Linked DNA regions of Homo sapiens: region 2 is linked to region 1. The links are chromatin loops, found by intact Hi-C in ENCODE. Cell type or tissue: mammary epithelial cell. All regions are shown on one strand. Each heading gives the region's core, and the rest is flanking DNA. Links, peaks and the distances in the headings are about the cores only.

Region 1 (8,000 bases), core at 1-8,000:
GCAGTTAGGCAAGAAATTTCTAGCTATGGCAATTAGGCAAGAAAAAGAAAAGTTTGGAAAGGAACAAGTAAAACTACATCTATTCACAAATTACATGATCTTGTACACAGAAAACTATAAGGAATCCACACACACACACACACACACACACACACACACAACTATAAGAGCTAATAAAATCAGTTCTATTTCTATATACTAGCAACAAAAAATCCCAAGATGAAGTTGAAAAAAAATCCATTTATAATAGCATAAAAAAAACTAAGGAATAAATTTAACAAGATAAGTACAAGACTTATATACCAGAAAGCTACAAAGCATTGTTGAAGGAAATTAAATGGTAGCTAAATAGAAAAATGTCCTGTGTTCATGAACTGAAAGGCCTTATTAAGATGGCAATACTCTCCCAAATTTATCTTCCAATTCAAAGCAATTCTTATCAAAATCACAGCTTTTTTTCTTTTTGGCAGAAATTAGCAAGATGATCCTAAAATTCATATGGAAATACCAGCAAACCAGAATAGTCAAAACAATCCTTAAAGAGAACAAAAGAAAGCTAGGAGGATCACTTGAATCCAGGAGTTCAAGACCAGCCACTGCCTCTACAAAAAAAAAATATATTAGCCAGGAGTGCTGGTGTGTGCTTGTAGTCCCAACTCCACAGGAGGCTGAGGTAGAAGGATGGCTTGAGTCCCGGAGGTTGAGGCTGCAGTAAGCCATGTTCACGCCACTGAACTCAGCCTGAATAACAGAGTGAGATCCTGCCTCCAAAGAAAAAAGAAGAGTGAAGAACTCACTATAAAACTATAGTAATTTCAAAACTTACTATAAACATATAGTAATCAAGACTGGGTGGTACTGGTGTTTAAGGAGAAACATATAGATTGATGGAACAGAAAGGAGAATGCAGGCATAAACTCTTACACTTACAGTGAATTGATTTTCAGTAAGCATGCCAAGACCAGGAGCAGTGGCACATGCCTGTAATCCCAGCACTCTGGGAGGCCAAGGCACGAGGATCACTTGAGGCCAGGAGTTTGAGACCTAGTTTGTATCAAATAGTTTTTCTTGCCTAAGATAATCACACTGTGAGAATTAAGACGAATGATGGATTTATTTTACACATGAAGAAACAGAAAGGTAAAGCTGACCCAAGCTAACCTTTTTGGGTAATAGCAGAAAAACAACAAAAAAGCAAATGTGTCTAAAGGGAAAATATATCTGGTGTCACTTTTTCTATTACTTTGCTGTGCAACTATAGGCAGTTTAATAAATCATTTAACCTCTCAGATCTCAACTTTCCCTTGGAAGTAAACAACTTAAGGCCCCATTATGTTCTAAAATAAAGTCTTCTACACTCTGAATCCAACTCACATCATTTCAATTTCATTCCTATTTACATTATATATTGACAATTTGCTACATACCAGTCCCTCTGGTCTGTTTATGTTGCATTCAAAGACTATCTAATTTCAGACTCGGCCTCGTCTGTCCTGACTAGGAACACTGAGGGAGACCTGATGGTGGGGTTGGCAAGTAGCTCTCTTAGGGCTTTCCACATCTTCCTCTCAACTTCTATGTATCACAAATCTCAATCAAACAGATGTTAAAGGCTATTTTTTCAGGACAGCTTAAGCAATTCCCATTCCAAAAGGCACAAAGGAGTCTAAATGTTTAAGTACCTACCATGTGCCAGGTACTGTAACAAGCACTATGCATGTATTAATATATTTAAATCCAACATCCCTATGAGATATTAATACCCTCTTTACCAAAGCAAGGAAAATGAAAGAAGTAACTTGCCCAGGTTACAAAGCTAGTAATTGATGTGGCTAGGATCTAGAACCCAGGTACTTTGGTTCTAGAGCTGACAGTCCTAACCACTACTCTATGCTACAAAAATCCACTTGAGACTTCGACCAGACCAGTCTCTTAAGGTAACCGGAAGAAATTGTCAAGGACGACCTCAGATACAGCTTAAATGGGTCTGGCAGAGAGAGAGAAGGTGTAGTGGTGGGACCAGTCAGCAACAAAGAATGTCTTTTAGTCAGAAAACCATGCTTGGGCCAGGTGCGGTGGCTCACACCTGTAATCCCAGCACTTTCAGAGGCTGAGGCGGGCGGATCACTGGGTGAGGAGATCGAGACCATCCTGGCTAACATGGTGAAACCCCGTTTCTACTAAAAATACAAAAATATTAGCCCGGTGTGGTAGCAGGTGCCTGCAGTCCCAGCTACTCGGGAGGCTCAGGCAGGAGAATGGTGCGAACCCAGGAGGCGGAGCTTGCAGTGAGCTGAGATCGCGCCACTGCACTCCAGCCTGGGCGACAGAGCGAGACTCCATCTCAAAAAAAAAAAAAAAAAAAAAAGAAAGAAAGAAAAAAAAAAAACCCCATGCTTGGTAGGATAAAGGATTAGCAAAGGATCTTCCCTGGGGTAAGAGATTTCTGATATTTGTTAAGGGACACTACATTTCTAGCTATATTATTGTTTATCTAATATTCCACCATTCCTGGTTTCTAATTCTAGCTTTTCGTTGACAAACTACTGGTTGTTCAACTATTCTGGCTGAAATGAAAACACTGCTATTTCTAATCAGCATTTTCTATCACAAGGTGTTTGAACTCGGTACATTTATTGTGTGTATGCCATGAAAATGTGTTCTCACTTCCTATATTTGTAGTTATAATTTATTATAGACCTCTAAAAAGATGAAACTGTGGGCCAGGCATGGTGACTCACGCCAGTAATCACAGCGCTCTGGGAGGCCGAGGTGGGCAAATCACGAGGTCAGGAGTTCGAGACCAGCCTGGCCAGCATGGTGAAACCCCATCTCTACTAAAAATACAAAAATTAGCCTGCCATGGTGGCACGTGCCTGTAATCCCAGCTACTCAGGAGGCTGAGGCAGGAGACTCACTTAAATCCAGGAGGCAGAGGTTGCAGTGAGCCGAGATCTCGCCACTGTACTCTAGCCTGAGTGACAGAGTGAGACTCCGTCTCAAAAAAAAAAAAAAAAGAGAGAGAGAGAGAGAGAGAGAGAGAAGGAGAGAGAGAGAGAGAAGAAAAAAGAAAAAAGAAAGAAAAAAGAAACCAAGTGATGGGCTGAGCGCAGTGGCTCATGCCTATAATCTCAGCACTTTGGGAGGCTGAGGCAGGAGGATCACCTAAGGTCAGGAGTTCAAGAGCAGCCTGGCCAACATGGTGAAAACCCTTCTCTACCAAAAAACAATTAGCCAGGTATGGTGGCTCAGGCCCGTAATCCCAGCTACTCAGGAGGCTGAGGCACGAGAATCACTTGAACCTGGGAGGCAGAGGTTGCAGTGAGCCGAGATGGTGCCACTGCATTTCAGCCTGGGCAACAGGAGCGAAACTTCATCTCAAAAAAAAAAAAAAAAGAAAAAGAAAGAAAGAAAGAAACCAATCTTGTCACTATTAGATTTTCATGTCTCACACTGTGATACGATTTAAAAAAAAAAAATTTAGGGCATTGTTTTGTAAAGTTATATAAAGCTACATGGATTAGGCCGGGTGCAGTGGCTCACGCCTGTAATCCCAGCATTTTGGGAGGCCAAGGCAGGTGGATTACGAGGTCAGGAGTTCAAGGCCAGCCTGGCCAAGATGTTGAAACCCCATCTCTACTAAAAATACAAAAATTGGCCAGGCGCGGTGGCAGGCGCCTGTGATCCCAGCTACTCAGGAGGCTGAGGCAAGAGAATCGCTTGAACCCCGGCAGCAGAGGTTGCAGTGAGCTGAGATCACACCACTACACTCCAGCCTGTGCGACAGAGTGAGACTCCATCTCAAAAAAAAAAAAAAAAAAAAAACTACATGGATTAAATCTGAATCTTTGCAACATATACCAAATCCCCACTTCATAGCCTTAATATGTACTTGAATAAATAAATACATTTTAAAGGAAAAAGCAACCTCAGGCTTTCACTCTGCTCTCCCACAACATATGAATGCATACATATCCAAAAAATCAACTGAACTTTAAAACGCTGTTGCTTTCATTTTCTTCTTTGCAACCTTTTGAAAACCCAGCACTGCTGCCAGGTCACACACTGGGCCATATGTGGATAGACGGACATTGCTGTCTATCCCCCCGACCGTGTGTGTGTGTGTGTGTGTGTGTGTGTGTGTGTGTGTGTGTGTGTGTGTGTGTGTGTGTGTGTGTGTGTGTGTGTGTGTGTATAATTCATACAAGACTGTGTGTGTGTGTGTGTGTGTATTATAATTCATACAAGACCATGCTGAATATAGAAAAAATAGCCAGACACTCTGTATACAAAAATTAAAATGTAGTCCTAGCACTCAAGAAGATTGCTGGCCACTAGGGGGCAACAAATATGTAAATAAATTATAGAATTACAATTTAATGTGCTATGTATTAAGACAGGTAGATACAAATGTTATTGAAGCCCAGTAGGAAGAACAACTAACACAGAGGGTTTGGGGGAAGCTCCACCTAAGAAGCCACATAAGAAAAATGCTGATTCATTCAGCATAACTTCACTGGACATCTACCAAGTTCCAAAGACCATAGATACAGACTGTGTTGCTCCTCTATAGCAGTGATCTCTTCAAATTTTAGGGGGTTTCTCTTCACTTACTAGATTTATCAGTATCTCCTTATTAATAAGATATATATAAAACTTTCTTCTAAAATAAAAGGTTATACAAAGTTTGATAATTTCATATCTCATGATGGATTTTAATTAAAATGCCCTAAGGAAGTATAAAAAGAGTCGGAATCACTGCCTTACAATGACTAAGCCTTAGGCCCAAGTTTTTATCTTTTGATCTATATAAAACTTTTTGTCCCTAAATGATAAATGGCCTGAGCACAGAGAATAAGGAAAAACACATGTTTACTTTTAACATAACTGCCATATATATTACAAAGAAGATGCAGTGATAAATTAACATGGCTGAAAAGCTTGCATTTCTTTTACTGAAAGGTCAGCCTTCAAATACATTCTGGAAAAGATCAAATTCTACAGAGATCAACAGTACATAGAACAGTTTCCATACATGAAAAATGTTAGATCACAATAATTCCAACAACCAGATAATGTAACCCATAAATAGAAGGTGTCTACAGAATTTAGCAGGAAGCTTATGCGTACCTAAGTCTCTTGATTAAAAAAAAATATTTAGTCAGTAGGACCTTTAAGGAAAAAAAAAAAGATAGCTGTGAAGGCAGAATGTTCAAGAGAAGATGAATATACAAAAGTAAACTATTCCCTAAAAAGTTCCCCCAAGAACTAGTGTCAAATAGCTACTTATATACAGAATGATCCTAAAAGAGTCGGGATACACTTACCCTGACCACAAACAAGCCCTCCACAAAACTAATTGGTCAAGAAATGAGTTAAAAGTGCTAGATCTCTCCCATCACTGTTGCCTGCCTTCCTGCATACCATCAGGTATAATCAACTGTTCAGTGTGCTTGCTGCACATTTAACTATGATATCATCACAACTCTGCAACAACAACAACAAAATGTGGCTATCAATTCAAGATGAGGATAAGGCATCTCAACATCATCTTGAAGAGAAGCAATCTGAGTTTAGATGTTATATCTAAGGCACATTCTTGGTTTTTCCAAAGGTTTTACTAGAATATGCATATATTTGTCTCCTTGGGTGCTAACAAAAGCAGTAACTCGCAATATTAAACTTTTTAATTTTTTTTTGAGGCAGAGTCTCGCTCTGTCGCCTAGGCTGGAGTGCAATGGTATGATCTCAATTCACTGCAACCTCCGTCTCCCAGGTTCAAGTGATTCTCCTGCCTCAGCCTCCTGAATAGCTGGGATTACAGGCGTGCACCACCACGCCTGGCTAATTTGTTGTATTTTTAGTAGAGACGAGGTCTCGCCACGTTGGCCAGGCTGGTCTCAAACTCCTGACCTCAAGTGATCCGCCCGCCTTGGCCTTCCAAATTGCTGGAGTTACAGACATGACCCACCACGCTCAGCCCAGCACAGGAGTTTTGACCTGCTCAGTTTCCAACCTGAACCAGTGTACTCCCTTCTTGGTCCCCAGTTGCTGGGAGGTCACCATATTGATGCCAAACTTAGTACAGATACCTGATCTGTATACTGCATTACAGCCCAGAACTCCTTGCTTCAAGAGATCCTCCTGCCTCAGCCTCTCAAGTTACTGGGACTACAGGTCTTATGCCACCATGCCGGGCAAGAAGTAATCTTTAAAGCACCCCCACTCCACCCTCATACACAAATACTACTATTGGAAACAATAATATAACTCAGAAATATTCAGTTTCTCAGCCAGGCACCGTGGCTCACTCCTGTAATCCTAACACTTTAGGAGGCCAAGGCGGGCGGATCACTTGAGGTCAGGAGTTCGAGACCAGCCTGGCCAACCTGACAAAATCCTGTCTCTACTAAAAAATGTGAAAATTAGCCGGGCATGATGGCATGTGCCTATAGTCCCAGCTACTTGGGAGGCTGAGGCACGAGAATCACTTGAACCCAGGAGGGAGAGATTACAGTGAGCCGAGATCACACCACTGCACTCCAGCCTAGGCGATAGAGTGAGACTGTCTCAAAAAAAAAAAAAAAAAAAGAGAAATATTGTTTCTCCTGAAAGTCAACCAATTTTTTAACTTGATTTTCATTAGCCAGTGAAACACCTACTGAAATACAAATACTCCCTGAATACTTCTGTTTACTGCCTGATTTCTGTATCAACAAACACAGAAAAGGGAAACAAAGATAATGCCTAGTTTCTTCACCACCTTTTATAATTGATGCAACTGTTAAGTCATCAGTATAATACATGGTACTGGTCATGCCAATTTAGTTCCTAGAATATAAGGATTAATGAAAGTATTATACAAATAAGAAGTTATGGAAAAAGAAAAAACCCCTAAAAGTTGACCGTAAATCTAAAGGGGAAGTAAGAGTGACCTTTCTTTTTGCCAGTCAAGAAAGGTTACTATAAACCTGAAAGAACAGCTTGTCTTAAAAAACACTAACTCTAGATCTTTGCTTGGTTAATGATAAAAACCATGAAATTTGTCACACATGCTGTTTCTCCTAAGTCTTTAAGTGAATTAAGGGAGATAGCAAGCAGTCACTTGAAACCAGAAGATAGTCTATAAATGCACCTATTTTCCAGCTTTGCTACATTCCTCTCATCAGGAAGCTTTCCTACATGATCCTTCTCTCTGGAGCTGTGATTAATGTTTTGATTCATAGACAAAGGTCAGTCTCTTAATCAACAAATGACCTCTATTTCAAACTGTCAAACTTAAGATTTATGAAATTTCACATCTAGGAGTAGAAGCTTTAGAAGGAACTGGCATAAGATCAAGAGTTGGTATTCTAAGCTGGGTGCGGTGGCTCACACCTGTAATCCCAGCACTTTGGGAGGCTGAGGTGGGCAGATCATCTGAGGTCAGGAGTTCAAGACCAGCCTGACCAGCATGGAGAAACCTCGTCTCTACTAAAAATACAAAATTAGCCAGGTGTGGCGGCGCATGCCTGTAATCCCAGCTACTCAGGAAGGCTGAGGCAGGACAACTGCTTGAACCCAGAAGGTGGAGGATGCGGTGAGCCAAGATCGCGCCACTGCACTCCAGCCTGGGTAACAAGAGTGAAAGTCGGTCTCAAAAAAAAAAAAAAGTTGGTATTCTAAATTACTCCCTTCAAACACATATACTCCTACCCGTCCCACTACCACCATTACATTACAGTCCTGGCAAGACCTCTTTCCTTCTATGTGTTCAGTCACCCCATCTGCACCAACTAAAGTTAAAGCAGAGAAAACTATGTCTTCATCGCTGAAATTACCTAAGAAAGTTACTCTAAGAGTGGTAAACTGACTAACATCATTAAAAAGTACAATAGCAGGCCAGGCGCGGTGCTCACACATGTAATCCCGGCACTTTGGGAGGCCGAGGTGGGTAGATCACTTGAGATCAGGAGTTCAAGACCAGCCTGGCCCACATAGTGAAACCCCACCTCCACTAA
Region 2 (15,821 bases), core at 3,226-11,225, 74 kb after region 1:
TGAGCTGAGATCACACCATTGCATTCCAACATGGGTGACATAGCGAAATTCCGTCTTAAAAAAAAAAAAGAGAGAGAGCGGGTTCACTGTCTTCTGCTCTTCTGCCATCTGACAATGCAGTCTGAAGGCCCTTACCAGATGCCAGTGCCTTGATCTTGGACTTCTCAGCCTCCAGAACTATGAGAGTTCACTATGTTACCCAGACTAGTCTCAAACTCCTAGGCTCAAGGGATCTTCCCACCTCAGCCTCCTGAGTACTGGGACTACAGGCACGTGCCACTGTTCCTGGCTATAAATTTCTATTCTTTATAAATTATTTAGTCTTGCCGGGCACGGTGGCTCATGCCTGTAATCCCAGCACTTTGGGAGGCCGAGGTGGGTGGATCACAAGGTCAGGAGATCGAGACCATCCTGGCTAACATGGTGAAACCCCGTCTGTACTAAAAATACAAAAAATTAGCCGAGCATGGTGGTGGGCACCTGTAGTCCCAGCTACTCGGGAGACTGAGGCAGGAGAATGGCATGAACCTGGGAGACAGAGCTTGCAGTGAGCCGAGATCGCACCACTGCACTCGAGCCTGGGTGACAGAGCGAGACTCCCTCTCAAAAAAAAAAATAAATAAATAATCTAGTCTCAGCTATTTTGTTATAGCAGCACAAAGGGACTGAGGCAGGGGTGGATAAGGTGACCCCTTTCTCTCTGAGAGAAGCCAGATCTTACTATGACATATATATTTTTTTGAGATAGGGTCTCGCTCTGTTGACCAGGCTGAAATGCAGAGGCGTGATCATGGCTCACTGCAGCCTCAAACTCCCGGGCTGAAGTGATCCTCCCACCTCAGCCTCCCAAAGTGCTGGGATTACAGGCATGACCGGGTGTGGTGGCTCATGCCTGTAATCCCAGCACTTTGGGAGGCTGAGGCAGGTGGGTCACCTGAGGTCAGGAGTTCAAGACCAGCCTGGCCAACATGGCAAAACCTGGTCTGTATCTAAAAATGCAAAAGATTAGCCAGCAGTGGTGGTGCGTGCCTGTAGTCCCAGCTACTTTGGAGGCTGAGGCAGGAGAATAGGTTGAACCAGGGAGGTGGAGGTTGCAGTGGGCTGAGATCACGCCACTGCACTCCAGCCTGGGTGACAGAGTGAGACTCTCTCAAAACAAAACAAAGTGCTGGGATTACAGGCATGAACCAGCATGCCTGGCCTTCTTTTTTTCTTTTTTTCTTTCCTTTTTTAAACTTACTACTTTCTGTCTACAGTCTTCTACCCCACAGAAGTGGAGAGAGAAGTGGGTGGATTCGGGAAGCATCATGAAAGCTCACAGGAAACCAACTTCCTGTGACCACCAGTTATGCCAGAGGGTCAGTGAGAACCAAGGCAGGTCCAGGCACTGCGCACAGGTGCCCTACACAGGAAGGAGAGCGTAGAGTCCTAAACAGGCCACAGTGGCCCAGGCTAACAAACAAGAGTTTCTCCCTCCTGCAGGCTCACCCTCTGCCCCTCTCCCCTACCCCTGCCTTTGGGCTTCCTGCAAGGCCTAGTCCTCAACCCTCTGCTCTTCTCTCTCTTGAGGCTTTCATTTATTCTCAGAACTTCAGATGTCTTCTCTGCGGGTTTGTCCCTGTGGCTGCTACGGCCCTGAACTTTCCCCACCACCTGGCCAGTGACTTCTCTGTTGGAGATTCCCCTGCACCCTCCTGTGTGAAATGAGGTCTATGCTGTCCTCCCCTTCAAACAGGCATTGGATACACTCTCTCCTCCCTGCCGCCTCCTCTGCCTCCAAACACATGCACAGGCCTTCCCTGCTGCACTCTGTGAATTCCCACAGCCCTGAAAATCCATTCACCCAGCTTGGCAATTACTGCATGCTCGCTTGCGTTTGATTTTTTTCTGAGACAGAGTCTCGCTCTGTCGCCCAAGCTAGAGTGCAATGACAGGATCTCAGCTCACTGCAACCTCCACCTCCCGGGTTCAAGCAATTTTCTTGCCTCAGCCTCCTGAGTAGCTGGGATTACAGGCCTGCGCCACCACACCTGGCTAATTTTGTATTTTTAGTAGAGACGGGGTTTCACCATGTTGGTCAGGCTGGTCTCAATCTCCTGACCTCAGGTGATCCGCCCACCTTGGCCTCCCAAAGTGCTGGGATTATAGGCGTGAGCCACCACGCCTGGCCTCACTTCTGTGAGTGTGTCTGGTTCTCTCTCCAGTGGAGTAAGCTTCCTACAGAATGGGCTTGCTGTGTGCCTGTTTCCTCCACCATGTCTGGAATCAGGCCCCGAAAATAGTTTTCCTCATTCACTAAATGCTTGCGAAGGGTAACAGGAGAGGGGCCCCTGGTGTAGTGGCCGATGTTGGGGGCGGGGAGACAGGCAAGAGGGTTTGCCAGGAAAGAGGTGGAATTTGTAAAAGTAACTATTGGAGGAGTACATTGCAGGCACATAAAGTATTTGCATCTGAGCAAAGACTCAAATGGGAGTGAAATTATTGGAGGAGGAAGACATTGAGTCACTGCCAGGAAGGCCCAGCTGGTAGGGGTGGAGTTGGAGGAAGAAGAGGTAGAGGATACCCCGGGGAGAAAGAGCTGGTGGCAAGTTTAGAGCCCAGGATGGGACAAGGTTGATCACTGACAGCCACTAAAGATGGGAGAAACAGCTTGGCAGCCAGCACTGGGCACATGGCAGGCAGTTAGTTGCTGGAGGCCAGATACCCAGAGGGAGGAGGTGGTAATGGGCAGTGGTGATAGCGACTAGAGTGAGACAGTGACAGAAGAATGGGAAGAGGCATCCAAGTGGGTCAGAGAAAAGGAGCAGTGTGAAGTGTGGCAGAGGACATGGGGTGTGGAGGGTGGTGGCAAACTTGTAGTCTAAGCTTTGCCTTATGGTTGGGAGAAGAATAATAAAGGCCGAGGTACATTTGCATTTCTTGGTGGTTCCTATCCAACTCCATTCAGTGAGGTTGTTCCTACAGGTACCCAGTCTCCCTTGGAGATGCCCCATGGGTGGTACTGGGGAGAATAGAGACATCTTCCCTCTCCTGACCGGGTGCAGCCGGGTCAAATTCGGTTTGACCCAGCAGACCTCCTTTTTTAGGTTGCTGACTCCCAAGCAGGTGGCCTGAGGAAGTGGAGAAAGATGGACATCATTCCCATCTGGCTTCCTGCCCATCCCAAACCTGGTCCTCCAGCCCCCAATCAATTCTTCTTCTTCCTTTTTTTTTTTTGTTATTGAGATGACGTTTTGCTCTATTTTTTTTTTTTTTTTGAGACGGAGTCTGGCTCTGTTGCCCAGGCTAGAGTGCAGTGGTGCGATCTCAGCTCACTGCAAGCTCCACTCCCGGGTTCAAGCGATTCTCTTGCCTCAGCCTCCCAAGTAGCTGGGACTACAGGCGCCCGCCACCAGGCCCGGCTAATTTTTTGCATTTTTAGTAGAGATGGGGTTTCACCGTGTTAGCCAGGATGGTCTCGATTTCCTGACCTCATGATCCACCCGCCTTGGCCTCCCAAAGTGCTGGGATTACAGACGTGAGCCACTGTGCCCGGCCCCGTTTTGCTCTTGTTGCCCAGGCTGGAGTGCAGTGGCGTGACCTCGGCTCACTTCAACCTCTGCCTCCTGGGTTCAAGTGATTCTCCTGCCTCAGCCTCCCAAGTAGCTGGGATTACAGGCGTCTGCCACCATACCTGGCAAATTTTTTGTATTTTTAGTAGAGACAGGGTTTCACCATGTCAGCCGGGCTGGTCTCAAACTCCTGATCTCAGGTGATCCACCCACTTCGACCTCCCAAAGTGCTGAGATTACAGGCATGAGCCACCACGCCCAGCTGCCCCCAATCAATTCTGAGAGCCACCTTCACCCTGACAGATAAACACATAGACACACACTCCAAAAGGCTGGGATTACAGGCATGAGCCCCTGCGCCCTGCCCAGACCCTGTTCTTAATGTAAGCAAGTGAGTGTGTCTTTGTTTTTTTGTAGGTTTTTTGTTTGTTTTGTTTTTGTTTTTTGGAGACAGTCTCACTCTGTCACCCAGGCTGGAGTGCAGTGGTGTGATCTCTGCTCACTGCAACCTCTGACTCCCAGGTTCAAGCAATTCTCCCTGTCTCAGCCTCCCAAGTAGGTGGGATTACAGGCACCCACCACCATGCCCGCCTAATGTTTGTATTTTCAGTAGACACGAGGTTTCGCCATGTTGGCCAGGCTGGTCTCGAACTCATGACCTCAGGTGATCAATCCTCCTCAGCCTCCCAAAGTGCTGGGATTACAGGTGTGAGCCACTGTGCCTTACTTCGAATTCACCCAGAAGCAAACCTTGAGGCAAGGATTCAAGTGCAAGAAGTTTATTTGGGAAATGGTCCTAGGAAATACTGACAGAGGAGTGGAAAGTAAGACAAGGGAGGGAAGAGAACCAACGAAGGGTGCATCGTCGAGCAAGTCACTGCAGTGGCTGCTGGTGCTGCCTGGCTGGACACCTCTGGGAGACAGTGTAGAAGGGGACTCCACATTTTCCTTATCCACCCGCTGCCACCTGCCATTGGTTGTGGGCTGCTTCCAGAGGCTGTTGGCTCCCTGGCACACTCACTGCCCCATGTGTGTGCAGAGTCAGTGGCCTGAGCAACCCCTGGTCAGAGACACAGAATCGGGACTGCCAACGGCCCGTGGTAGGCACCACATCCAGAGCTACAGAGGGCAATGGAGAGTTCTGGAGAGTTCTTTGGATGCTCTGAGAGAACTAGGGTAGGGTATGGTGGGCACCAGAAAAAAAAAAAAAGTTCAGTTTGAGAGAATGTCAGACTTAGTGACATCCTTTACCAAGGCTTTCTAGGGATCATGGGCATTGAGTTTGAACTTGCAGATGTGGGAAGGAAAGCCCGCTGGAAACAAAAACCTCCTGTGCCACATCCCACTGCAAGAGCCAGCCTGCTGGGAGGCAGCCTGCTGGGCTCTAAGGCAGAGTTGGGAGGGCAGGAGGCAGGTGAGTGGAGGTCCCTGGTAGCAGTGTCTCCCGGCCTCCCTGCTCCCATGGGGCCCCTGCAGCCACCAGCCTGGCTCCACCCAAAGCCAAAGATGCCCCTTATTTATTATTATTATTATTATTATTATTATTATTATTATTATTGACACAGTCTCGCTCTGTCACCCCAGGCTGGAGTGCAGTGGTATGATCTCCGCTTACTGCAAACTCAGCCTCCTGGGTTCAAGTGATTCTCCTGCCTCAGCCTCCCGAGTAGCTGGGATTACAAGTGCCTGCCACGACCCCTGGCTAATTTTTGTATTTGTAGTAGAGACAGGGTTTTGCCATGTTGGCCAGGCTGGTCTTGAACTCCTGACCTCAGGTGATCTGCTCGCCTCGGCTTCCCAAAGTGCCAGGATTATAGGCATGAGCCACCACGCCCGGCCAATGTGCCCTTTCTTTTTCTTTTGCTTTCTTTTTTTTGAGACGGACTTTCGCTCTTGTTGCCCAGGCTGGAGTGCAATGGCGTGATCTTGGCTCACTGCAATATTTGCCTCCTGGGTTCAAGCGATTCTCCTGCCTCAGCCTCCCGCGTAGCTGGGATTACAGGCATATGCCACCACACCCAGCTAATTTTGTATTTTTAGTAGAGGTGGGGTTTCGCCATGTTGGTCAGGCTGGTCTCAAACTCCCGACAGGTGATCCGCCTACCTTGGCTTGGCTTCCCAAAATGTTGGGATTATAGGCATGAGCCACCACGCCTGGACTTCCTTTTTTTTTTAGAGAAAGGGTCTCGTTTTTTCACCCAGACTGGAGTGCAGTGGCGTGACCATAGCTCACTGTAGCCTCAAACTTTTGGGCTCAGGTGATCCTCTTGCCTCAGCCTCGAGGAGCTGGGACTACAGGTGCACTTCAGAGAGAGAGCCCCAGCCAGGGGCTAAGGTACCTTTCCTTTAACCTCCTCACAGGTCACACCTATATGGGCCAGGACCTTGCAGAGGTTGCAGCTAAGAAGCAGGGGCCAGAGGGTGGCCTGCTGCAGGAAGGCGGCTACCTAGTTACTGATCCCTAGTTACTCACGGGGGTGAGGGTCCCATTCTCCCCTGAACCCCCAGCAGTGTCCCCTGCAGTGTGAGCACTTCTCCGGAGAGGACAGTTTCTGCCCCAGTACTCACGCTGCAACTGACTAGCAGCTTCAGGGGACAGGGCAGGGAGAGGGGCAGGGTCGACCCTTGCTGCTTAGGTGAGAGGTCTTCATCCTGAACCCTGCTTGTCTTCACCCTGAGCGGGTGCTGGAGCATCATCCATCCAGAGAGGTCTGCAGGTCCCTCCAGCCCATCCTGCACATCCCACCACTGCTCTCACTCCTGCTCCAGGATCAGCCCAGCTGTGAAAATTCTCCAGTGTCCCCTCACCTGGCTCAGCCCTAAATCTTTCCCTCACTTCCACCACAATCCTAGCATCCCAAGCCCCATGCATAGCTGACCACAGACCACTGCCTTGTGAGCCTGGACTGGAGCAAACTTCAGCTAGAGGCACAGGGAAGGTCAGGTTTTGGGCACATGTAGGGGAGCAGTGGCCCTTCCAGCTGGTGGACAGCTGTTCCTGGTGTCCCTGCAGGTGCCTGGGCCTCTAGCATGCTGGCCTGGCAATCCTACCCCACCCCACCCCCGCCCCCTGGCGGGCTTTTAATACCTGGCATAATCTCTTCTGCTGATGCAGCTGGTTTTAAGGTGGGAAGAGGGGCCAGTGAACTTGGAGAAGCTTGGGAGCTGCTCTGCCTGCAGCCCAGAGACCCAGGACGGGTGGGCAAAGGAAACTTGAGCGAACAGGCACCAGGTGGGAAAAATGCGTGAGCAAATCTATTTTTTTTTTTTTTCTGAGACAGAGTCTCCCTGTGTCACCCAGGCTGGAGTGCAGTGGCGTGATCTCTGCTCACTGCAAGCTCCGCCTCCCAGGTTCAGGCCATTCTCCTGCCTCAGCCTCCCAAATAGCTGGGACTACAGGCACCTGCAACCACGCCCGGCTAATTTTTTTGTATTTTTAGTAGAGACGGGGTTTCACCATGTTAGCCAGGATGCTCTTGATCTCCTGACCTCGTGATCCGCCTGCCTCGGCCTCCCAAAGTGCTGGGATTACAGGCATGAGCCATCGCGCCTGGTCTGCATGAGCAAATCTAAAGCTATCAGGGGCTTTCTTTCTTTCTTTCCTTCTTTCCTTCTTTTCCTTCCTTCCTGCCTTCCTTCCTTCCTTCCTCCCTCCCTCCCTTCCTCTTTCTCTCTCTTTTCATTCGTTCTTTCTCTCTCTTTCCCTTCCTTCCTTTTCCCTCTCTCTCCCTCCTTCCTTTTCTCCCTCCCTTCTCCCCTCCCTCCCTCCCTCCCTTCTTTTTTTTTTTTTTTTTGAGACGGAGTCTCGCTCTGTTGCCCAGGCTGGAGTGCAGTGGCGTGTCTCGGCTCACTGCAAGCTCCGCCTCCTGGGTTCACGCCATTCTCCTGTCTCAGCCTCCCAAGTAGCTGGGACTACAGGTGCTGGCCACCATGCCTGGCTAATTTTTTGTATTTTTAGTAGAGATGGGGTTTCACCATGTTAGCCAGGATGGTCTCAATCTCCTGACCTCGTGATCTGCCCACCTTGGCCTCCCAAAGTGCTGGGATTACAGGTGTGAGCCACCACGCCTGGCTTTTTTTTTTTTTTTGAGACAGAGTCTTGCTCTGTTGCCCAGGCTGGAGGGCAGTGGCACGATCTCTGGTCACTGCAACCTCCACCTCCTGGGTTCAAGCGATTCTCCTGCCTCAGCCTCCCTAGTAGGTGGGAGCACACCCCACCATGCTCCACTAATTTTTGTATTTTTAGTAGAGACGGGGTTTCACCATGTTGGCCAGGCTGGTCTCAAACTCCTGACCTCAAGCAATCCGCCCGCCTCAGCCTCCCAAAGTGCTGGGATTACAGGCGTGAGCCACCGTGCCCGGCTTGGCTGTTTGCATTTCTATTGTCAGCTGCCAGCTGAGGTTTGTTTAAACCTCAGGAGGTATCCCCTGGTTCAAGTGGGTTACTGCTCCACCCAGGACTAGAATTTCACAAGTAGGTGTGCGTTGCACCCATCCTATAGGTCTTGCCTGGAATTGGGGCAGTTCACATCTTACGCTGCACACATGCATTTACTGAGCAGTGCTCTGCACTGAGGGAGGCAGATGGGTTGCTATTGGGTCTCTGGGACCTACCCTCAGCCAGTATGCCATCTAGGTACCAGTAGGGGCAGCCCTCAGGTGGCCCACCCAGCCAGGTCCTACTCTTGGGATTTCACCTGACTACTACTGTAATTTCTGGTGGCTACTTTGATTTTTCTTTTTTTGAGACGGAGTCTCACTCTATTGCCAGGCTAGAGTGCTGTGGCACGATCTCAGCTCACTGCAACCTCTGACTCCCTGGTTCAAGCGATTGTCCTGCCTCAGCCTCCCGAGTAGCTGGGACTACTGGCGCATGTCACCACGCCCAGCGAATTTTTTTGTATTTTTAGTAAAGATGGGGTTTCACCATGTTGGCCAGGATGGTCTCAATCTCCTGACCTTGTGATCCACCCGCCTTGGCATCCTAAAGTGCTGGGATCACGGGCCTGAGCCACTGCGCCTGGCCTGATTTTTTAAATAACCATTCTACTTTAGAACAGTTCTAGATTTGCAGGAAAAGTATGTTTCTATATAGCCCTGCACCAAGTTTCCCCTATTATTAATATCTCAGATTACTGTGGTACGTGTGTTACAAGTAATGATACATGGCTGGGCGTGGTGGCTCACGCCTGTAATCCCAGCACTTTGGGAGGCCAAGGCGGGCAAATCACTTGAGGTCAGGAGTTCCAGACCAGCCTGGCCAACATGGTGAAACTCTATCTCTACTAAAAATATAAAAAATTAGCCAGTCACGGTGGCGCACGCCTATAATCCCAGCTACTCAAGAGGCTGAAGCAGGCTGGACACGGTGGCTCACGCCTGTAATCCTAGCACTTTGGGAGGCCAAGGCCGGCGGATCACGAGGTCAGGAGATCGAGACCATCCTGGCTAATATGGTGAAACATCCTCTCTACTAAAAATACAAAAAATTAGCTGGGCGTGGTGGTGGGCGCCTGTAGTCCCAGCTACTCGGGAGGCTGAGGCAGGAGAATGGCATGAACCCGGGAGGCAGAGCTTGCAATGCCACTGCACTCCAGCCTGGGTGACAGAGCAAGACTCCGTCTCAAAGGCAAAAAAAAAAAAAGAGAGGCTGAGGCAGGAGAACCTCTTGAACCTGGGAGGTGGAGCTTGCCATGAGCCGAAATTGCACCACTGCACTCCAGCCTGGGCGAAAGAGTGAGACTCTGTCTCAAAAACAAACAAATAAACAAAGAAAAAGGAAAAACAAGTAATGATACATACAATATTGACACATTATTTTTAATTAAAGATCATACTTTACAAACTAACACAGGAACAGAAAACCAAACATCGCATGTTCTCACTCCTAAGTGGGAGTTGAACAATGAGAACACATGGACACAGGGAGGGGAACATCCCACACCGGAGCCTGTCGGGGAGTGGGGGACAAGGGGAGGGAGAGCATTAGGACAAATATCTTTTTTTTTTTTTTGAGATGGAGTTTCACTCTCGTAACCCAGGCTGGAGTGCAATGGTGTGATCTTGGCTCACTGCAACCACTGCCTCCCAGGATCAAGCGATTCTCCTGCCTCAGCCTCCCGAGTAGCTGGGATTACAGGCATGCACCACCACCTCCGGCTAATTTTGTATTTTTAGTGGAGACAGGGTTTCTCCATGTTGGTCAGGGTAGTTTCGAACTCCCAACCTCAAGTGATCCGCCTGCCTCGGCCTCCCAAAGTGCTGGGATTACAGGTGTGAGCCACCACGCCTGGCTTAGGACAAGTATCTAATGCATGCGGGGCTTAAAACCTTGTTGATAGGCGCAGCAAACTACCATGGCACATGTATACTTACGTAACAAACCTGCACGTTCTGCACATGTATCCCAGAACCTAAAGTAAACAAAACAAAACAAAAGAATACTTTATTCTGATTTCCTTAGTTTTTGTTTGTTTTGTTTTTTTGAGACGGAGTTTTGCTCTTGTTGCCCAGTCTGGAGTAAAATGGCACAACCTTAGCTCACTGCATCCTCTGCCTCCCAGGTTCAAGGATTCTCCTGCCTCAACCTCCCAAGTAGCTGGGATTACAGGCATGTGCCACCATGTCCAGCTAATTTTTGTATTTTTAGTAGAGACGGGGTTTCTCTATGTTGGCCAGGCTGGTCTCGAACTCCCAACCTCAGGTGATCCTCCCGCCTCGGCCTCCCAAAGTGCAGGGATTACAGGCGTGAACCACTGTGCCCAGCTTGATTTCCTTAGTTTTTTTTTTTTGTTTTTTTGAGACGGAGTCTTGCTCTGTTGCCCCGGCTGGAGTGTAGTGGTGCGATCTCAGTTCACTGTAAGCTCCGCCTCCCGTGTTCATGCCATTCTCCTGCCTCAGCCTCCCGAGTAGCTGGGACTACAGGTGCCTGCTGCCACGCCCTGCTAATTTTTTGTATTTTTAGTACAGACAGCGTTTCACTGTGTTAGCCAGGATGGTCTTGATCTCCTGACCTCAGGTGATCCGCCCGCCTCGGCCTCCCAAAGTGCTGGGATTACAGGCGTGAGCCACTGCGCCCGGCCTGATTTCCTTAGTTTTAATCTAATGTCCTTTTCTGTGCCAGAATCCCATTCAGGACACCACATCGATGGCATTGAGTTGTCATGTCTCCTTAGGTTTCTCTTGGCTGTGATGGTGTCTCAGACTCTCCTGGTTGTTGTTTTTTGAGACATGGTCTGAGGCTGGAGTGCAATGGTGCGATCACGGCTCACTGTAGCGTTAACCTCCTGGCTCAGGCAGTCCTCCCACCTCAGCCTCCTGGGACTGAGGTTTGAGCTACAATACCAGGCTAATTTTGTTTGTAGAGACAGGGTCTCACCACATTGCAGAGACTGCTGGTCTTGAACTCCTGTCCTCAAGCAGTCTTCCCACTTCGGCCTCCCAAAGTTCTGGGATTATAGGCATCAGTCACTGCTCCTGGCCTTTTCCTTGTTTTTGATAACCTTGACAGTTTTGAGGACTGGTCAGATTTGTACAATGCCCCTTAATTGGATCTGTCTGGTATTTTTCTCATTATTAGACAAGGATTGTGGGATTTTAGGAGGAAGATCACAGAGGTAAATTGCTTTGGTTAACTTATCTTTTTTTTTTTTTTTTTGAGTCTTGCTCTGTCACCCAGGCTGGAGTGCAGTGGTGCGATCTTGGCTCACTGCAAGCTCCGCCTCTCAGGTTCACGCCATTCTCCTGCCTCAGCCTCCTGAGTAGCTGGGACTACAGGCGCCTGCCACCACGCCTGGCTAATTTTTCTTTTCTTTTCTTTTTTTTTTTTGTATTTTTAGTAGAGACAGGGTTTCACCGTGTTAGCCAGGATGGTCATGATCTCCTGACCTCATGATCCGCCCGCCTGGGCCTCCCACAGTGCTGGGATTATAGGCATGAGCCACTGCAGCCGGCAACTTTTCTTTTTTATTTTATTTATTTATTTATTTTTTTTTTGAGATGGAGTCTTGCTCTGTCACCCAGGCTGGAGTGCAGTGGCATGATCTTGGCTCACTGCAAGCTCCACCTCCTGGGTTCATGACATTCTCCTGCCTCAGCCTCCCCAGCAGCTGGGACTACAGGCGCCCACCACCATGCCCGGCTAATTTTTTTGTATTTTTAGTAGAGACGGGGTTTCTCCATGTTAGCCAGGATGGTCTCGATCTCCTGACCTCATGATCTGCCCTCCTCGGCCTCCCAAAGTGCGGGGATTACAGGCCTGAGCCACCGCGCCGCCCGGCCAAGTTTTCTTTTTTTTAAAAAAATTATTATTATTTTTTGGGATGGAGTCTCACTCTGTCATCCAGGCCGGAGTGCAGTGGCTTAGTCTTGGCTCACTGCAACCTCCGCCTCCCGGGTTCAAGCAATTCTCCTGCCTCAGTCTCCTGAGTAGCTGGGATTACAGGTGCCCACCACCATGCCCAGCTAATTTTTCGTATTTTTAGTAGAGACAGGGTTTCACCATGTTGGCCAGGCTAGTCTCAAACTCCTGACCTCAGGTGATCCACCCACCTCAGCCTCCCAGAATGCTGGGTTACAGGCATAAGCCACTATGCCTGGCCCTGGTTACCTTTTCATATAAAAATCAAGTTGTCGGCCGGGTGCGGTGGCTCACGCCTGTAATCCTAGCACTCTGGGAGGCCGAGGCAGGCAGATCACGAAGTCAGGAGTTCGATACCAGCCTGACCAACGTCGTGAAACCTTCTTTCTACTAAAAATACAAAAATTAGCTGGGCATGGTGGCTAACCCCTGTAATCCCAGCTACTCGGGAGGGTGAGACAGGAGAATTGCTTGAACCCGGGAGGCGGAGGTTGCAGTGAGCCAAGATCAAGCCACTGCACTCCAGCCTGGGTGACAGAGCGAGACACTGTCTTGGAGGAAAAAAAAAATACCCAGCTTGGCGGGCGTGGTGGCTCATGCCTCTAATCCCAGCACCTTGGGAGGCCGAGGTGGGTGGAGAAACCCCATCTCTACTAAAAATACAAACATTAGCCAGTGTGGTGGTGCATGCCTGTTATCTCAGCTAGTCCAGAGCTGATGCAAGAGAATCGCTTGAGCCCGGGAGGCGGAGGTTGCAGTGAGCTGAGATCCCGCCACTGCACTCCAGCCTGGGTTACAGAGCAAGAATCCATCTCAAAAAACAAAACAAAAGAAAAACAACAAAAAACAACCAGCTTATTGGGGTTTGTTTTGTTTTTGTTGTTGTTTTAGACGAAGTTTCGCTCTTGTTGCCCAGGCTGGAGCGCGATGGCGCGATCTCCGCTTATGGCAACCACTGCCTCCCAGGTTCAAGTGATTTTCCTAATTATGGCCACTGGGTTGGCCATAATGATCTGATCTTGATCAGACAATGAATCAATGTATCTAAAACCAGGGGTGTCATTGGAAAATTCAGTAAGTTTTTTATGTAAAACCTTTGTCCTGGTCCGGGCGTGGTGGCTCACACCTGTAATCCCAAAACTTTGGGAAGCCAAGGGGGGCAGATCACTTGATGGCAGGAATTTGAGACCAGCCTAGCCAACCTGGGGAAGCCCTGTCCCTACCAAAAATAAAAAAATTAGCCAGGTGTGGTGGTGTGTGCCTGTAGTCTCAGCTACTCTGGAGGCTGAGGTGGAAAATCACTTGAACCCGGGGGGTGGAGGTTGCAGCGAGCTGAGATCGCGCCACTGCACTCCAGCCTGGGCGACAGAGACCCTGTCTCAAAAAACAAAAGAATATTTTAAAATTTTTAAATAGAAATAAAAATAACTGGGCGCGGTGGCTCACGCCTGTAATCTCAGCATTTTGGGAGGCGGAGTCGGGCAGATCACTTGAGGCCAGGAGTTTGAGACCAGCCTGGCCAACAAGGCAAAACCCTGTCTCTACTAAAAATATAAATAAATTAGCCAGGTGTGGTGGTGGGTGCCTGTAATCTCATCTACTTGGGAGGCTGACGTGGGAGAATTGCTTGAACCCGGGAGGCGGAGGTTGCAGTGAGCCGAGATAGTGCCACTGCACTTCAGCCTGGGCGACAGAGTGAGACTCCCTCTCAAAACAACAACATCAACAAAATAAATAAACAAACAAACCTTTGTCCTGGATCCCCTTTAACAATTCTGAGACCAAATGTAGTGGATCACGCCTATAATCCCAGCACTTTGGGAGACCAAGGTGGGAGGATTGCTTGAGGCTAGCAGTTTGAGACCAGCCTGGGCAATATGATCTCTACAAATTTTTTGTTTTTTAGACATAGTCTCGCTCTGTCACTCAGGCTGGAGTGCTTGATCTTGGCTCACTGCAACCTCCGCCTCCTGGAGTCAAGCGATTCTCGTGCCTCAACCACCCAAATAGCTAGGATTACAGGCACACGCCACCACACTGGGCTAATTTTTATATTTTTAGTAGAGATTGGGTTTCTGCATGTTGGCCAGGCTGGTCTGGAACTCCTGGCCTCGAGGGGGATGTGCCCGCCTCAGCCTTCCAAAGTGCTGGGATTGCAGGTGTGAGCCACCACACCCAGCCTACAAAAAAAAATTTTTTTTAATTAGTTGGGTGGACGGGCGCGGTGGCTCACACTTGTAATCCCAGCACTTTGGGAGGCCAAGGCGGGTGGATAACTTGAGGTCAGTAGTTTAAGACCAGCTTGGCCAACATGGTGAAACCTCATCTCTACTAAAAATACAAAAATTAGCTGAGCGTGGTGGCACTTGCCTGTAATCCCAGACTCCATCTAAAAACAAACAAACAAACAAACAAACAAATGGCCGGGTGCAGTGGCTCACACCTGTAATCCCAACACTTTGGGAGGCTGAGGCGGGTGAGTCACCTGAAGAGTTCAAGCCCAAAATGGCAAAACCCTGTGTCTACCAAAAAGACAAAAATTAGCTGGGTGTGGTGGTGGGTGCCTGTAATCCCAGCTACTCAGGAGACTGAGGCAGAAGAATCACTTGAACTCGGAAGGCAGAGATTGCAGTCAGTCGAGATCACACTACTGCACTCCAGCGTGGGCAACAGAGCAAGACTCTGTCTAAAAAATATATATATATACTATTTTTAAATGTTTTCCAGTTTTTCTCTTACTTCTTTTTTTTTTTTTTTTTGAGATGGAGTCTTGCCCTGTCGCCCAGGCTGGAGCGCAGTGGCGCGATCTCAGCTCACTGCAAGCTCCACCTCCCAGGTTCACGCCTTTCTCCTGCCTCAGCCTCCCGAGTAGCTGGGACTACAGTCGCCCACCACCACGCCCGGCTAATTTTTTGTATTTTTAGTAGAGACGGGGTTTCACCGTGTTAGCCAGGATGGTCTTGATCTCCTGATCTCGTGATCCACCCGCCTTGGCCTCCCAAAGTGCGGGGATTACAGGCATGATCCACTGCGCCCGGCCTCTCTTACTTTTTTTTTGTTTTTATTTATTTATTTATTTATTTTTATTTTTTTTTTGAGACGGAGTCTTGCTCTGTCGCCAGGCTGGAGTGCAGTGGCGCAGTCTCGGCTCACTGCAACCTCTGCCTCCTGGGTTCAAGCAATTCTCCTGCCTCAGCCTCCCGAGTAGCTGGGATTACAGGCACGCACCACCATGCCCGGCTATTTTTGTATTTTTAGTAGAGATGGGGTTTCACCATGTTGGCCAGGCTGGTCTTGAACTCCTGACCTTGTGATCCGCCCGCCTCGGCCTCCCAAAGTGCTAGGATTACAGGCTTGAGCCACTGCGCCCGCCCTTTTCTTTTGTTTTTAAATGACAGGATCTTAGTCTGTCACCCAGGCTGGAGTATAGTAGCGCAATCATAGTTCATTATAACCTTGAATTCCTGGGCTCAAGTGATCCTCTCACCTCAGCCTCCCGAGTAGCTGGTACTACAGACACGTGCCACCCTGACTGGCTGATTTTTAAAAAAATATTTTGTACAGATGGGGGTCTCCCTATGTGTCTACACTGGTCTCCAGTTCCTGGCCTCAAGCGATCCTCCTGCTTTGGCCTCCCAAAGGGCTGGGATTATGGGCATGCCCCGCCATGCCTGACCTGAATTTCTCTTTAATATAGGATCTGAACCAATGAGAGCTCTTAAGAAGCTTCAGACATCAAAAAGGGCTTGTTAATTTCAGCAGAAAAGAGCCTTGTGGGAAGGCTATCTGATCACTCTGAGTCAGTGACAGGGCTGGTAGCAGGCCCCCACAGCCTGGGTTACAGACCACTGGACACTGTGGACCTGCTGTCCCCATCCATGGCCTGAACACATTGTGCGTTCTGGGACCAT

Evidence for each region. Peaks named below come from ENCODE experiments on the same cell type or tissue, not always from the same donor. Only the 100,000 strongest peaks of a DNase experiment are listed, where the experiment ranks them.
Region 2: it touches region 1 in a loop (8-fold over the local background); 79 of 110 quality-filtered maps call a loop at or near these places.

The regions. Positions count from the first base shown.
Region 1 is chr11:67,164,777-67,172,776 of GRCh38, reverse strand. The region is part of intron 2 of KDM2A (lysine demethylase 2A); the gene reads right to left. Among named protein-coding and RNA genes, the nearest start is that of KDM2A, 50 kb to the right of the region's middle. In mammary epithelial cell, for the core only: a CTCF peak has its summit at 4,321 (motif pointing right); a DNase peak (open chromatin) is centred at 4,426; H3K27ac peaks cover 1,354 bases.
Region 2 is chr11:67,085,900-67,101,720 of GRCh38, reverse strand. No RefSeq gene overlaps it. Among named protein-coding and RNA genes, the nearest start is that of KDM2A, 25 kb to the left of the region's middle. RefSeq lists enhancers at 1,191-1,310, 1,027-1,527, 1,721-1,830, 6,363-6,422 and a silencer at 6,523-6,592. In mammary epithelial cell, for the core only: a CTCF peak has its summit at 6,631 (motif pointing left); no DNase peak of the experiment used is centred there.